Linked DNA regions of Mus musculus: region 2 is linked to region 1. Evidence: chromatin loops called from intact Hi-C (ENCODE). Cell type or tissue: left cerebral cortex. All regions are shown on one strand. Links, peaks and the distances in the headings refer to the core of each region. The heading gives the core; the rest is flanking DNA.

Region 1 (7,979 bases), core at 3,074-5,573:
TCTTTCTGAGATGCTTCAGTCACGTCAGGGCAGGGCTCCTGTGTCCGTGGAATTTCTGAGCATGTCTGGACTCATCTAGATGTCCTTGCAAATGAAAGAAACTCCAACTGAATCTGCTTAACTAGTGAGGATGAAAAGGTGGCTCCAGCAGCTCAGGAGGTGAGAAGCATTCAAGGGCTGGGCAAGGAAATTCCCCCTTCCCTCCTCCTGTTCTCCCGTCCTCCCGCCCTCCCCTCCTTCCATCTTACCTTCCTCCCCTCCTCCCTTCTCCCCTATCATTCCCTTCTTGTCTCCCCCTTCTCCTCTTCTTCCCCCATCACCCCACATTCAGGCTCTTCTTGTTCTGTTGAAATGCTATTCTCTTTCTCTGAAGACTTTGCTGTGCATAGTGGCCTATGAGCACTGCCAGACCCAGGCTTCCTGCATCACTGGCTACTACCCATGAACTGTCCTCAGCTAGACTGTCTGGTGGCACTGTTTTGGTCACTCCAGACCTTTGACCAGCCCCTGTGAGTAGGAAGGGACCGACTAACAACCCCTTGGTTACTATCCTTTGTCTGAGGCACATGTAACACATATGTAGAAAGGAGAGAATGGGTTGCTAAAAGAGAGACACGGAAAAAGATGCTGGGAAGTTTGAAATGATAGAAGTTTACCAGGATCTTATAATTGCTTCTATTTAAAGTGTCTACACATAAACCACACCACTATTTATGATTCTATTATTGAGTCAAAGTGAGCGTATATGTGCATAGTGGTTTTAAAGATGAAGCAGGGCTACAAGGATGGCACAGCAGTTAAGAGCTTTTGTTGCTCTTGCAGAGGACCAGATTTTGGTTTTTAGCATCAAAATCAAGGCGATCACAACTGCCTTTAGCTCCAGCTCCAGGACTTCTGATGCCCTCTTCTGGACTCCTTGGTCATCTACCCTTGTTTGCACACACACACACACACACACACACACACACGTGTGCATGCACATGCACATGAACATTGGTGCATGCATATATACATGCATGCACAAGAGTATACACACACACACACACACAAATAAAACAAATCTTTTTTAAACGTAGGAAGCCCACCCAGTTCAGAGAGGTAAAGCGACTTGTCTCAGCCACTCAGTAAGTGGCTGGTTCAGAACTCAAATGGTTCAGAACCCGTCCCATTATCCCTGTTAAGAGATGATCCATTCCTAGATGTAAACTGATAACTTGATGTGTTATTCTGCTTTGGAACTGTATCAGTCAGGACAGCGTTGGTTAGGACACAGTGACAAACAGCTCTCAAATCTCGGTGGCTTAAAGCTATCGTTTCCTTTCTTGCTCTATGAACATGGCCATTACAGGTCAGCAAGAAAGCTGTGCTCACCGCAGCAGCTCACAGAGATGAGTGGATGGCATAGCTATCATTTCAAGTGTTGCCAACCACTGTCTATCCTAGTCAGGGTTTCTATTGCTATGGTGTAACACCATAATCAAAAGCAAGTTGGGGAGGAGAGGGCTCATTTGGCTTACACTTCCACCTCAGAGTCCATCACTGAAGAAAGCCAGGATAGGAACTCAAGCAGGACAGGCACCTGGAGGGAGGAGCTGATGCAGAGGTTATAGAGGAGTGCTGCCCACCAACTTGCTCATCTTGGCTTGCTCAGACTGCTTTCTTATAGGACCCAGGGTCACCAGCCCAGAGATGGCACAACTCACAATGGTCCAGGTCCTCCCCCATCAATCACTAATTAAGACATGCCCTACAGTCAGATGTTATAGAGGCATCCTCTCTATTGAGCATTCATCCTTTCAAATGACTCTAGCTTGTGGCAAATTGACACACAACTAGCCAGAGCACTGTCAGAGTTACAATAGGAACTATCAAGAGTCTAGGAACTTTCACTGGCAACTTTTAGGCCAGGTTGGCTACTGAGCCTCAGCTAAGCAGGGGGCCCCAAAGAATGTAAATATGCCCTGGGACCTATAATGATTAAAGCCAGGAAGCTTTAAAGAAATGCTAATGAATTAAAAATAATTTTGTATATAAAGTGTTTTTAATACAATAATTTTATTTTATATCAGAGTGTTATTAAAAAGTATATTATAAAGTTTATTTTCATCCTTTCTTATATTTATAATGTATGAAGAGGAATTTGGGCATTTTCCTCATTAAGTGTATGATAAATGTTGTTTACTTTACTCTAAGTTAATTATGAAAAGAGGTGATTTGTTGACAAATCTAATTTGATATGTTTTATTTGAGGAACAAAAGTATTTTAAAATGCAGATTGTAATTATAAGTTACAGCATTAAAAAAAAAAAACGAACTCTGCTTCCAAAACCTGATTTAAAGCTATTGAAAGTTTTGTGTTCTGAAAAATTACCTCATCTTTTTTTAAAATGTAAAGCATTTTCTTCTATTGAATGTTGAGATTAAAAGAAACGCTTGAAACTGCCATTTGCCGGCACGGCTTAAAAACATTAGGGGCTAGCTCATCTTTATCCCTAATAAACAACAACAAAAAAGCTAAATTGGCTCTAATTGCCTCTGTATTTTCCCTTTTTAGCACTGGGTTATGGAGTGCTGGGGAAAAATCTAGAATTATTCTGTGTTTTATGTTCCTCGTGAACCTGATATTGTATCCGGCGCCAGTGTTCCTTATGTTTCTTGTCTTAAGCCAATGGTCCATAGTAGATGTAAATTAAACTGAGTATGACTAAGTGCAGGAAGACTTTAACACTGCATGCTGGTGAAATCCACGGGTGTTTCTCCTTCAGCTGAGCCGTGAGCCAGTGGGCAAGAGACCAAGGAGTCTCACTGCCAGCTTGACCAGGTCTTCCACACAACCGTGGGCAAGTATGTAGGGATGCCAGCTGCACACTCCTGTACCTGCATGTCTTTTTGTCTGAAGCGGTAACCTCTTCGCTCCTGACTTCAAAAGAGATGGAAACCATTGTCATGGCCTTGAAGCATGGGGCCCCTTGCAGAGTGCAAGCACACTGTGGGGAAATGTCCCCAGTAGCCCACCAGAGCCTGGTACACATTTGAGATATGATTATCTTTGTGGGTTGCAGCTTCCTGTCTCCAGCCTAGGGTATTTTATAAACACTTGACTGTGTGCTGGCAGGGCATAATCTTATTTGCATAATATTGGAGGGGTAAAAAGCTAAATAATTTTCAAAAGGAGGAAAAACCAATCAGCCCTTTTTGAGTATATTCTGCTTCCTGGGTTAGTCAATTGCATTTCCCAGGCTTAGGTTATGTCTATACAACCCAGGGTTGGGGTGTGAGGGGGTGGGGGAGCTCTGATGGTCAGAAGGACCAGGCAGCTGGAAAGGAAGGCAGACGTCCCTTAGCCAGCATGTGAACTCCCAGGCCCTCCCTGCCACAAGGAGCAGAGATAATGAAGATGGAACAAGTTCAGGGAAGGGCGACCGAAGCCATGCAGGAGACATGACTTACGGGAGAGAGTTTAATTGGTTTAGCCTAAAAAGCCCATTACGCTCTCTAGTGGACATGAAAAGGCTATAAATATCTGCAAGGTGACAACAAGGGAGAGAGGCTGAGATCCATCTGGCTGGGCAGGACCTTTGAGACTGACTCAGAGGGATCAAAGACTCCGCTAAGGGTTGAAGCCCACTTCAGGGCTTTTGTGAAGTCAAATCCCTCTGTCCTGAAAATACACTCACCAGCTCTGTCATAGAGAATGGACCCACAGGGTAGCATCTAGCTGAAGTGAAGGACCTGGCTCAGACTCTTCTTGCCCCCCGCCCCCAGAAGCTTAGCCAACTTGCTAACCATCCATCTTTGTCAAGGCTTAGCTAGAAATCTCCATGGGGTGGAGGCAGGTCCCTGGGGTCTCAATCAGTTCTAATACCCACCTCCCCAGCCCCCCTGTGAAGAGTGGCCATGTTCAAGATGGAGTTGGATAGAGAAACACACACATAACAAGGTGGTGGGCAGCCTCCCACCACGGGGTCATGGGACAGATAGGATTTTGAAGGACCTGCCCAGTCACGCCTCAGAAGAGCTGGACTCACTAAATCCTCAGCTGAAGCTGGCGGACAGCTGCAGCCTTCAGGGCAGGAGCTGGAGACAGGGTGGAGGACCCCATGTGCATGTGCAGTCAGAGAAAGCTGGACAGTGTGGGATTCATCTCCACCAGCGAACAAGCAGGTCTTTGTGATGCAGCGGCAGAAGACAGAATAGGAGTCGAAGCTTCCGGGCTGGGTGGCCTCTGGTATTCCTCAAGATGGAGACTGTGGGAGTGGGAAAACTGGTCCAGGAGACAGTTGCTGCTCTTGTTTTCTTGTATTTGTTCCACTGGGGTAGGGCTGCCCAACCCCACTGTCTAGAAAGGAGACTAAGCCCAGCACTGAGCACTTGGGCTTAAAAGCAGCTCAGTGAGGCCATTTTACAGATGGAGCAGATGCTTCTAGAGGTAAACTGTCTGCTTTGAGGACTTCTCCTCTTGCAGAAGCTGAGTCTCAGAAGGGTACCACATGGTTCTCAGACTGAGGGGCTGACCTGTAACTGAGCAGAGAATCTTACCCAGAGGGCCAAGGGGCAGCCCCTGGGGAGCCCATTGCTTCTCTAAAGATGTATTCAAAAGGTGCGTGGGCATTTTTAATTGGTTCTTGTCTCTCTACCATCCCAGCTCTCTGTTGGGAGGGTGAGCCAGGGCCAATTGCATCCATGAAGAAGATGAGGAAAGGGCTGAGGGTTATGGGGATGCCACTCACAAGAAGCTAGTGGTCCCCAGGTTACACCAGGTCATAAACACAGCATCCATTGACCATGGTGAGAAAATCTCAGCTGTGTCTCAACTGTGCTAGGGTCTGAAAAGTTTGAAGGGGGAGTCCTCTAGCACTTTGGGTCTGTCCTTGAGTGTATGAGTGTGTGTGTGTGTGTGTGTGTGTGTGTGTGTGTGTGTGTGTACCCGTGACACACCTCTCTTGGTCTCCAGACTTGCTTCATCCTGGGGATGTAGCTTGCTTTGATTTCTTAAGGTCGAGCTGGGGCTGTGGGAGTTCCTAGTAGGGCTGCCTGTACCTGGAGTCCATTCTTATTTGGGTGGGGTAAGGATTCTCAAGTGACTTGGGAAAGTGATGGACAGGAAACAGATGGGCAGAGAGCTGTTGGGCAGCAGCAGCAGAGAGGCCCAGGAAGCCCCGTGTATCTGGGCAGGTATCACTGGTGCTTTGGGGACACATTACTGCCTCTCTCCTTTTGTATGTTCACCACTGAACCCAGATTTGCCCACCAGTCAGTGAACTAAATCTCACGCTTTCAGGAGGTGGATCAGCTGGGAGTCCCATGAACAGGTCAGTTCTTTTGGGATCTGTCCATCAGTGTGGTATTCCATCCTCTTCCTCTCTTCCCTCCCCTTCTCACCTCTCAGCCCAGCCCTTGGCAAGCTGCTTCAGCTGGCCCATTACCAGCACTCTCCTGCCCTCTTATGGCCACCCTGGAATCAGCCTCTGATCAGAGCCTTTCCCCAGGCCTGAAGGTGCAGCAGCCTAGGGAAGTGGGCTTGGTCCTGAACTTGGTGTGTCTAGGGCCCTGGGAGAGAGACAGAAGGCTTGATTCTACCCTGAGCCAGGGGGCTCCTTCCCCAGAGACCACCTAGTTGGCCACCCTTGGATTCTCTCTCCATTCGGGAACAAAGACAGTCCCTCAAACCAGTCCCCTGCTCAGAAACTCAGCTCTTTTTTTCCTTCTCAAACATTGTTTAACCTTTTGCTCCCTTCTTCATGCTCTGTTTCAGCTTCTGGGCTCCGGTCCCCATATCTCTGCTCCATTTCTCTGAAGGGCTGGCCCAGAGGGAGCACTCTTTCTAATCATGGATCCACCCACATCTCATGGATGCCAGAAACATGGCAGGCGGTTTTAAAGTCATCTCAAGTCCCATTGCCCACCTCTAGACTCCTCAGCAGCAGTCATGGTACTGCCAGAATTCTGTCTTTGGCTTTCTTGTATGGGGGTTTAGTCCTATTCTGCAGCGGTGGCATCTTTGAGCTGATGCAGTAACTGCGCATCACTCATTAGATGCGTTGGAGGTTCTCAGCCGGTATATGGCCGTCCAAATGCCGTTTCACAACAACTCTGTGTTTGCCTCTCTCACAGCTTCATTGATCATCATTTCTCCGGGACAGCGGGTATGTTGGGAAAGAATTTACATGAAACACCATTTTGTACTTTAAACACAGGAGGTGCACATAGTTAGGTGCCCCCCTCTGAGAATGGTTTGGGGTGCACAGACTTTCTGTCCCCTTTCTTATCTTTGAAGGGGGGTTTCCTGGGCATCTTTATCTTCCTGACCACAATCCCTCATTTTCTGGAAGAGCATATTAGCTCTGTTCTCTGAGTTGGGGCAGAAATAGGGCCCTACCATGTCTAGGACTGGATCAATTTCTGTATGCAGTAGGCCCTCACAGGTAAAACTGAATGAGTAAGTTGCTGTGTAGGGGAGATGAAGTGGACCTAGACTGGAAGGGCTAATTTCAGAATTACCCAGCACATGGGGCAATTTGGGGTCCTGACCAGCTCCTGCTCTGGAATACTCTGGAGGCTTAGGAAGCAGTTGTCCTGGGCAGGTGTTTGTTATAAGCACAGGGATGGAGAGGCACCGTTGCCACCGTCCAGGACTCAGGATGGGCCTGACTCTGTCTCTGCCTCTGTCCACTGTCGCTTTGCTAGAGGAGCACATCTCTGAGGAAATGACCATGGGAGTCTCCCAGTGGAGGCTTCCCTAGAGCTGTGCTCCCAGCCATGCTCCCCGCTGTGTGTCTGACACACAGATATGAAGAAAGCCATGTAGTGCCTGAAGAGCCCTACACTGGCAATCTGGGCTCCACTTCCCATCCCAGCTCCGCAGTTTCTGAGCTGTACGACTTTGAAGAGATCACTCCTTGTCTCTGACCGACTCTTTTCTGGTGACAAAATGAAGATGCCTGAAATTCACTCCACCAGGACCAGACACAGAGCACAGGGTCAGCCAGTATTGACCAGAAAGTCTAAATGGTTCCTCCTCTCCTTCCATGACAATTTCCTGGCTCACCTTCATTTCAAAATAGTAACTTGACCTTGAAAGCTGCTCTCTTTTCTTTCTCTGCCTCTCTTGGTCACTCTTTCTTTCCAAGTGAGGTCTCTGGGTCTTAGCATCCATCCTTCATTACAAAGTGAGGCTGTTACACAACTCACAGGGCTGTGTGAAGACAGGAATGATGTATAGCACCTGGTGTCAGGCTCACACACAGAGCACGCTCAATGGAGGCCATTTCGGTTCAAAGGAGAGGGACCGTACCCTGGTCATAGGACTGGACTAGAAATGAGCCGAATCTCCAGGTAGGTGGTCACGTTCTAGCTATCCCTTGAGGGATGCTAAGACTGAATGAGCAGAATTAGAGAAAAACTTTATTATGTAGAGTGACCAAGGCCCTGTGGGGTTGCTGTGAGAGCTTACCTGGTGCCTGGCATCTAACTGGTAGACTTCTTATCTAAATCTCCCAGGTTTTCTTGGCCAGCATGTACCCCTTTCACATGATCTGTTGGTGACATACACCCTCCATTTTGTGTGTAGTGGCTCTTTGTGCCTGCTTCATGTCATGCAATAGGAGAGGACCACTGGCCAATCCTCAACAAGGCAGGCAGTGTATCAGGATCCAGAGAGGCTCCAGGATCTGTCCCATAACCTCTCTTACTGATCACCTCCCGGGGCCTGGGAATGATGGATGTAGGGCCCAAGGTCACACACTCCTTGCCAGAATCATGCTGCCCACAGTGCAAGAAGGGCCTGCTAGGTGCTCCTAGGTCCCTGTCAGCTCTTGTTCAGGTTTGTGTCTCCCTCTGGGTGGGGTGCATAGAAGAGACACACAAGTGAACTACTATTCAAACTGAGGCACTTCGGAGAGCAAAATGAGTTGTGTTTCTAAATACATGGGGCAACCGGTTTGAGCAAGCCAGATTGGTTCCCTGTATTCTAAGTCGTG
Region 2 (7,979 bases), core at 2,866-5,365, 340 kb before region 1:
CCCCATTCCCTCTGAGGATCCTGCTCCCAGGAGGGGTCTCACAGAACATGAAGGCTGTGGAGTCGGGTGATGCCAGTGGAAAGGATGCTGAGACAGGACCGGGCATCATCCCTGCCTGTTAAAAAGCGGGTCTAGCAGCAGCTGTCCCTGCCCTGGCTACTGCCAGACTCCAGCCTAGGGGAAGGCTTCCAGGAGATTCCAGGTGGGACTCAGGACCTGCCACCATGCAACCCAGTCCTCCCTTCTCTGTGGCATCCTCCAGTTTCCTCTGCCTCTGGCACCCAAGCTGTGACACATTCCCTTCATTTTCTACAAAGCAGGTTATTTCCCTTTTGGACAAATTTCTAAATCTTTCTAATTAACTAATTGGGTTGGGTTGAAGCCTTGCACCATTTGTAACCTGTAATTACTAGAAAATTGCCATGGTAACCACACTACTAATTAGCAGCAATTTATTGCCATAGCAACCGGACCATAACAGAGATGTTACCCACAACTCCTTCTTGGCAAGTTGGCCACGCATTTGGGGAGCAGGTGAGTCCACAGTCAGAGAGCCAGCCTTTTGGGGCTCATTTCCAGAAACCTTAGGATATGGTCCAAACCAGGGTCTAAGGCAAGTCAGCCAGGTGCTGTGCCCCTTGCTGATGCCATAAGATTAACTCTCGAAACCAACAGAAACATCCCATCATAACTGTATCCTTTCCGTCCTCCTCTTTGCCAGTCAGACAGAAGTAGCAGCATCTCTTCTCCCAGGACCCATCTCTGTTTTTCTTTCTGCTTTGTGACATCCATTTTCCCCCTCCTCTCCCTAGGCTCAGGGCTACCCAGACGGTTGCTGTTAGGGACATCTTTGTTTAGTCTTGGAGAACGACACCTTAATGAAGTTGACTCCACCCCTTTCAATGGATTCTTTACTGTCTGGAGCCAGCACCTTCTCTCAGAGACACACGGCTCCCCAGCTGAGCCTGCTGGGCTGTGCTGGTGAAAGGACTCGGGGTCACCTCATCCAGGGTTGAGCTGTGTGACCTTGGACATATCACTTAACCTTTCTAGGCTTCTGTTTTCTCATCTATGAAGTAAACTGGTAATAATAATAGCTCCTTCCCAGGGGTGTCATAAATATTAAGTGGGATGAATTTTGGAAGGTACCTTGGAAAATGTCAGGTGCCACACAGTCATTAGCTGGGACTATTTACCACCTGCTGAGTGAATAATATCACTTTATTTTTGCCCAGCACTTCAAGCTTCAAAGGCCCCTTTGTTATGCTGTTGGGCTTTGAATGTTTATCTCTCTCCCCATCCTTCCCAAGGACATGTGTCCACTCTGACAAGTCTGTCTGAGAGGCTGGGAGCTCCAGGGGGGTAGTGACCCCCTTTGGTCCCCACTTCCTCTGGCCACCTATCAGGCTTTCCTGTTTGTTCATTGGACCCAATTCCTATGGGGAACCCTTGGCTATTCTCAGTCCCCACATCTCTAGACCTCTGAGCCCCGATGCTTTGACAGTGGTCTCAAGTATGATTCTGGTACAAGGGGTCCACCTCCTGGCTCTCAGGGATGGGATGGAGAGGGAAGGGAGAGGCTATGGGTGGAGCATGCACTCAACTGCTCCAGCTATGGGTTGTTGACCCAGGCATGAAGCAGCAGACTGGGATCCAGGTTCCTAGGAAGGGCATCTGGGTTTTGTACAGGGCCATTGCCTCTCTCTGGCTTCAGGAACTTGGGAAGGTGTCCTCCGGGTATCATTCCTCTGCACTGCAAAATGCAGGGGATGGGGTAGGGTGGTGAGAAGGCCCTTGAGATTTTACTTTTCAACTTTTCAATTTTACTTTGAAACAGTTGGAAAATGTTTACAGTTCCTGCCCCACATCCTACTGTTCCTCATCAAAGGGGTACAGCCCTGTGACACTCTCCTGTGAGAATCTTGTAGAAAACACGGTTTTCGTGGACACCAAGGTCCATAGGCTGCCAAGAGCATCCAAGATATTATAAAGGAGTTGATCTAAGATGCTGGAAAATGCATGAGGTAAAGAGATGAGGTAGATGGAGAAGGGGCAACGGGTAAGGTGTTAACAGGGCCTCCCTCTCTACATTTGTTTCCTGCAGAATTCCAAATTGAGGTGCTGATGCTGTGTTGGTGGTGGGCAAGCCTGCTGATGTCGGCAAGGCTGGACCGTGAGACTACGTGGGTGCCGATACTGTGAGACAAGGACACTCCTGATCAGCTCAGGCCTCTCCAATCCCTTTTCCTAGAAGGTTTCCAATTTGCCACCAGAGGCTGTAGGAAGAAGGGCCCTTCCTCCTGGATCCACCCACCCTGCATCAAGGAGGCAAGCAGAAGCTGTGTGAGGCCAGAGCAGTCAAATGACTGGAAGAAAGAGTCTGGTGATTCTGTTCTGTGCGCTGGGCAAGGGTGCAGACATCTCACATTAAGTGTCCCGACACCCAGAGGTGTGTCTCGTCACCACCGCCTTCTTAGCCGAGAAATAACAAATTGCATATGTTTATCACATGCAACATGGTTTTGGGGAACGCATATGCTATGAAATGGCTAGAATGGGCTAATTAGCATATGCATGATCTCACATATTTATTATTTAAATTTCTCGAACACTTAGAATCTATCTTCTTGGCATGGCGCAAGAATATAATAGATTGTTATTAACTGCGGTCACTGTAGTGTACAATAGAACTCCTGAACGCACTTGTCCAGTGTAATGAAAGTGTTGTTTATTTTGTCAAATACGTCTTCGGTACCCTCCCGTTCCCTCTATTTTCCAGGTGAAGAAACTGAGGCTTACACGGCAGCAATCACAATTGGCAGGTGATAGGGTCTCAGCTCAAACGTTCACGCTGTTCCCACTGCTTGCCTCTCTAACACATCGACTCGGGTCTCCTCTCAACAGGGAGGGGACCGTACTGGCACCTTGTGATAGAGCCACTAGTGTCCTTTCTTTACAGTCTCTTGAGATCACTGGGGGAAATGTGTGTGAAAAGTAAAGTGTGAGTCTATCTAACATCTATGCACTTCAGAACCAGGACAGAACCCTGTGACAATCGTACACTGCACCCGACACTCCCTGGAAATGGCTCCTGTGTATCCTGGACTTTGGGAACCCCTCTGGGGACCCTCCTGGGGTTTCTGGACCTGGCTGAGGTACCTGTCTCTCTAGCCTTGTCTGGTCCTGGCTGCTAGTGCTGGCTGAGCTACAGCTATCTAGATGGCTGACACCCACCTGGAAACCTGAGAGGCTCCTCAGCCCCCACCCGGCAGACACCAGTCATTGCTGCTGATGGGGATCTGCCAGAAGGGCTCAGCTGGGCTTTGGGCCTCTCCGTCTCCTCCAATAATGACTTCCTATAAATCAGATCTGCCCTCCGCTTTGTTCCACACTGCTCCCAGCCAACAGCAGAACTCTCCACCCAACATCATAAATCCACCTCCATTTTCTTTCCAAATTTCCTTAAAGGCTTCTTTAATCACCACCTTGCAGCCTGGGCAGATGCTCCCTCAAAGGGGGTGTGGCCTGAGTGCAGAGGTCCTGGGAAAAGGGTAGGGCCTGGGAGAAGGAGGCCATGTGCAGAGGGAAGAAGGATGACGGTGACAGAAAGCTGCACTCCATTTGGGGAGGGGATAAAGATGCCCGCCTGCATAGTGCCTAGACGGGAAGACACAGACTTCATGCCTCCATGACAGATGGGCTGGCTCTCTCAGCTCCATCCTTGAGCTAGCTCAAGGCCCCAGGAGATGCCCAGCAGAGAAGCCTGGTGCCACTGTGTCAGAGCCATAGGCCCAGGCTATGGACTAGGCATCCCCATGTTATTTCCTTCTCCAAAACACTGTGAAGGTAGAATTTGTGTGGGGAGAGGTCATTGTCTTCTATGGCTGTCCAGGCCGGCGTAAGCCTGCTCCCTTTAGCCACTCTGCTAGTTGGCTGGGTCAAGGTGCCTGGTGAGATACCACAGGACTGCTGCTCTCTCCTATGCCAAACCCTCTGTGGGACGGACACCACTTCTCAGGGTTCCCACACATCTCAGCTCCCAGCCTTTCCTGGCTCCAAGTGGTCTCTGATAGTTGAAGAGACCTTGGAGTGGTTAGGGAGCCACAGCAAGGGACAGCAGGCTCTCTACTGCCACTGTGGGTACTAGCAGCTCAGGTTCAGACACCCTCCAGGGGCTCAGTCCCCTGAGAGCAGGCATTTCAGCCACTAGATGGCACTGTGACCCAGCAGAGTGGTAGTGGATGCCAGAATCAATAGTGTCTGGAGAGATCTCCCTTCCCCCCTCCTGCACAACTAACAACTTGTGTGTGGTTTGCGTGCCATTGCTCTCCAGCCCCCCACCACTGCAGCCTGCTGTCCTGAGCACCCCAGGCCAGACAGCTGCTTTGGCCTGACAACCTGCATACACAGTTCAGGGCCTGTCTGCCAATTCATACCCAGAGGGTAAGGGGCCTTCCCTTTACCAGCTGGGAGCAGCTTGCTCTAGTTGGAGGTCATCAGAAAGGTCAGCTGGTTATGGCTGGTTTAAGCATCAGGACATAAGGCCCCAAGTGCTGGCTTTCTCCAAGTCTCCTAAGTGACCTTGTACAAGTCCTTTCTGCTCTTTGGACCTAGTCTGATCCCTTGGCAAATGGGAGGTCCTCCCACCCAGTCCTGGTGGCTGCCCTCAAAAAAAAAATGGGAGCTCTGTGGCTTGGCTGCAGAAGCCTCAGTTCCCTGAAGCACATCTGGCCACTGCTTGCTTCTCCCTCCCAGCCTGCTTAGGCCTTGCTTGTCCCTCCTGGCTTCCCAGACCCCTTCCTTGCACTATTCTGGCAATGAGCGCTGGCCACCTGCCCAGAGTCTTGGCCATTGGGCTGGGCTCAGCATAGTGGCCCTTACATTTGGGGTTCATTCCTAGGGCTCAAGGGAGCACTCTGGGGTCATTTCCCAGCCAGATGTCCATGTGTCATTAACCGAGTGACAAGTGGGGGTTGCAGGATAATGTTGGGGGGCTGGGGAAGGCAGGCAGACAGAACAGTAACTTGGTAGGCCAAATTGGTTCTTGCCAGCCAAATAGCTTCTGGAAGTCTGCAGAACTGCTCTTATGTGTCCTCTGGGTATGCCAGCTGCCCCGGCCTCCTCCATCCCTCCACAGAAGCTGCTGCCCCCGCCTTGGGTTGCCCTATCCTTCCAGCACGGCCAGCACAGTTGGCTGGGGCTCCCATCGCATCTCTGCTCCTCAGCTGTCTTTGCTTGCGCCCCTCCTATCCCTCCTGGGTTCTGTGCCAGCCCAGCCAGCGTGAACAATGCCCCCTTCATGCTCCAGCCTCCTGAATTCTTCCATTCTGCGTGTAATGCACTCTCCCCGTCCTTGCCTCCCTTCCATCTCATCATTTTCAAGTGTTTCATCCCCCAGCCCATACCCCTCCCTCTCCTGCAAGATCAAGGCACTTAATTGCCAAGCCAGCCCAGTACACAGAACTGGGAGCTTACTCAGAAAAATTGACTGTACCAATCTGGGCTGAAGCGCCTCATGTTTATTCTTCTTCCCAGGGAAACATGGTTTATGACTGACACTCAGCCTCTCCGCCGCACGTTTATGCCCAGGGCTCTCAGGCACATTGATGGGGCTTGAGCCATGCAAACTATTTTATTGTCTAGTCATTTGTCCCCAAAAACTTTGTCAGATAGGCCAGCATCAATCTCTGTCTCTCATGGAGGTGGCAAGTCGGCTGGGTAAGGGCACCGCTCACTCCTGCAACCTTTCCAGCATGCAACTTGGAGATTTGCTACTACCAGCCCAGTGTCTGGAGGAAGGGAGGGGCCCACTTCATCTCCCCTGCCACTTTCCAGCTCCACAAGCCTTGAGTGTAGGCTGGCCGACGCTGTGGTCGTGTCCGTGGTATAACTTGGAGCAGATGTACGGGGAAGGCTAGCTAACGGGAGGATTTCTACATCCCAACTGCAAGGCGGGTGTGAACGAGACCAAGTTGTTATGCACAGGCCTGGCTTCCTGATTTTTGGCACTCACAACAGGAACTGGATGGCTCTGCCATCAACAGCCTATTGGCAGATTATCAGAGTTTAGTCAGCAGCCCTGCTGGAATTAGAAAAACAGCCTTCCCTAGAAAGAGCTCCTGTCAGAGGCTCTCTCTGACAATAGGTCCCCCATCCAGAAAGTTGAGGGGGGAGCGCACCTTCCATAAAAAGTGCGGGAGAGGGTTTGGAACAAGAACACAATTCTTTGAGCTCAGTTATCCGAGACGGGACCCAGCCGGAGCTTAGGGACTTAGCGCTCAATTCCTGGCCGCTTATGTGTAAGTAAATAATTTCATCTGCTGTTGGGCAATAAAGAAAGCTTTAAATCTCAGCTCCTGTGATCTGTCAGATTTCACCAATGCAATCTGCTCACTCATCACTGGGGTTACAGCAGGGGAGGGGGCACGGGGTTCCTGGGACAGGATACATGGTGTTCTTTCCCTTTCACTTCATGCCTGCTGTACGGTATCCCCACCCCGCCAAGCTCACACCTGCCAGGGATCTCACCTCCCCTTTGGAGAGGCAGCATACATGGTGGGAAGGGAAAATGCCTTCCTCCCTGCTCAGGGATTATAAACCTTCTCTGTCCTCCTGGTTGCTGATGACTTAGACACAGCTCTCTGCAGGGCCCTGGACCCCCAGCCCCAGCCCCTCTACTAATAACTCTGCTTACCTGTGTACTTGCTGACCCCAGCCTCAGCCGCCACGTCCCTGAGTGCCAGGATCCCCCGGGACAGGTCACTGGCCTCAGGGTCCATTTCGATGAGGGCATCAGGCCCCACATCACCATAGGCATAGTTGGCTATGTAGATAGAGTATCTTCCAGAGCCCTGAGGAAGAAGAAAAGGAGGAGGGTGAGAAGCCCTGGCCATGCTAGCCCTGGCTTCCCCAGGATTTGTCCCCACCCCAGGGATCATAGCTTCATCAGTGGGTTGAAGCCTGTGCTGCTACAACCCTGACAGGTGCTCATCACAAAAGCTGCGTGCAAATGACGACCCCCCCCTCCGCCCCTTCTCGAGCCAGACAACAAAGCAGCCTCTCTTGTTCTATCCTGTTCCAGAAGAACACATCTCTCCCTCTCCCCCACAACCACCTTTTTATAGACAATTTTCTAATGTGCCTCCCTCCAGCTGAGCTCGCTCCAGCTGCCAGCCAGGGTAGCTGCTCAATAAATATTTGCTGATTGATTGATCTACCAGTTCCCATTATTCTCTGTCTCTCTCTCTTTCTCTCCCATTCAAGCCCACTCCAGCCAAGATGACAAGCAAATTCCTAAGCCTGCTCCCTCTCCTCCTTCCGGGAAAGGCACGGATTCGCGGGGTCTTCCATCTGCCTTCCACTCCCGTCTCCCATATTATCAAGAGGAGATATTTCACTGTTTTGGCCTTTATAATACTGTCTCCGTCTTTTTTTTTTCCCCCTCCAGAAGAAGGGGAAGCCTGGGGCACTGGCTTTTCCTTCAGTAGCCATTCTCAGTAGTCCAAACCCCACAGATAAGATTCCTTTATGCCTGTTATTATAATGGTGTTACTTTTTTTTGGTGGATGCTTCCTTCTTCCCAGGAGATACACAGTTTCTAAATTTGTTTGCAGCTTCCCCATTATCTTCTCATCTCTTCTGTCCAGAAGGTATTTCTCCAGCTCTTACGGTCTATAGGATGCTCTTCACACCTTGTAAATTCTGAACCCACAGACCCTGTCCTTGGGTGGCTTAGAGTCTAGTGTGGAAGGACAGCTAGAGCAGAAAGAGAACAAGCTGAGCTTGAGTTGACAAGGTGATGCTGTGGTCCTCATTGGCTTCTGTTTGCTTCATTCTCTTATCCTACAGCATCTCTATCGGGCCGGCCAGGGTCCTCACTCCACCCCTTCTTAGGACCATTTTCTCTGGGGTTGGGGGAGCTGATCCAGAGACACTCAAGTGTGCGCGACTTGGTGGCTGAGGACAGGGAAAGATGCTTA

What was found. Hi-C counts contacts between places; a loop is a spot of excess contacts. Peaks named below come from ENCODE experiments on the same cell type or tissue, not always from the same donor. Only the 100,000 strongest peaks of a DNase experiment are listed, where the experiment ranks them.
Region 2: a loop joins it to region 1, with 7 times the contacts of the local background. A loop is called at or near these places in 25 of 42 quality-filtered maps.

The regions. Positions count from the first base shown.
Region 1 is chr19:42,649,798-42,657,776 of GRCm38, forward strand. No RefSeq gene overlaps it. Among named protein-coding and RNA genes, the nearest start is that of Loxl4, 41 kb to the left of the region's middle. In left cerebral cortex, for the core only: a CTCF peak has its summit at 5,444 (motif pointing left); DNase peaks (open chromatin) are centred at 4,105 and 5,445.
Region 2 is chr19:42,311,911-42,319,889 of GRCm38, forward strand. It overlaps Crtac1 (cartilage acidic protein 1), which reads right to left. Exons shown (of 15, transcript NM_145123.5): 5 at 6,695-6,851. It overlaps Gm34347 (a long non-coding RNA gene), which reads left to right. Exons shown (of 3, transcript XR_386718.4): 2 at 1-202; 3 at 2,105-2,716. Among named protein-coding and RNA genes, the nearest start is that of Mir3085, 36 kb to the left of the region's middle. In left cerebral cortex, for the core only: a CTCF peak has its summit at 4,189 (motif pointing right); DNase peaks (open chromatin) are centred at 4,219, 4,845 and 5,300; H3K27ac peaks cover 646 bases.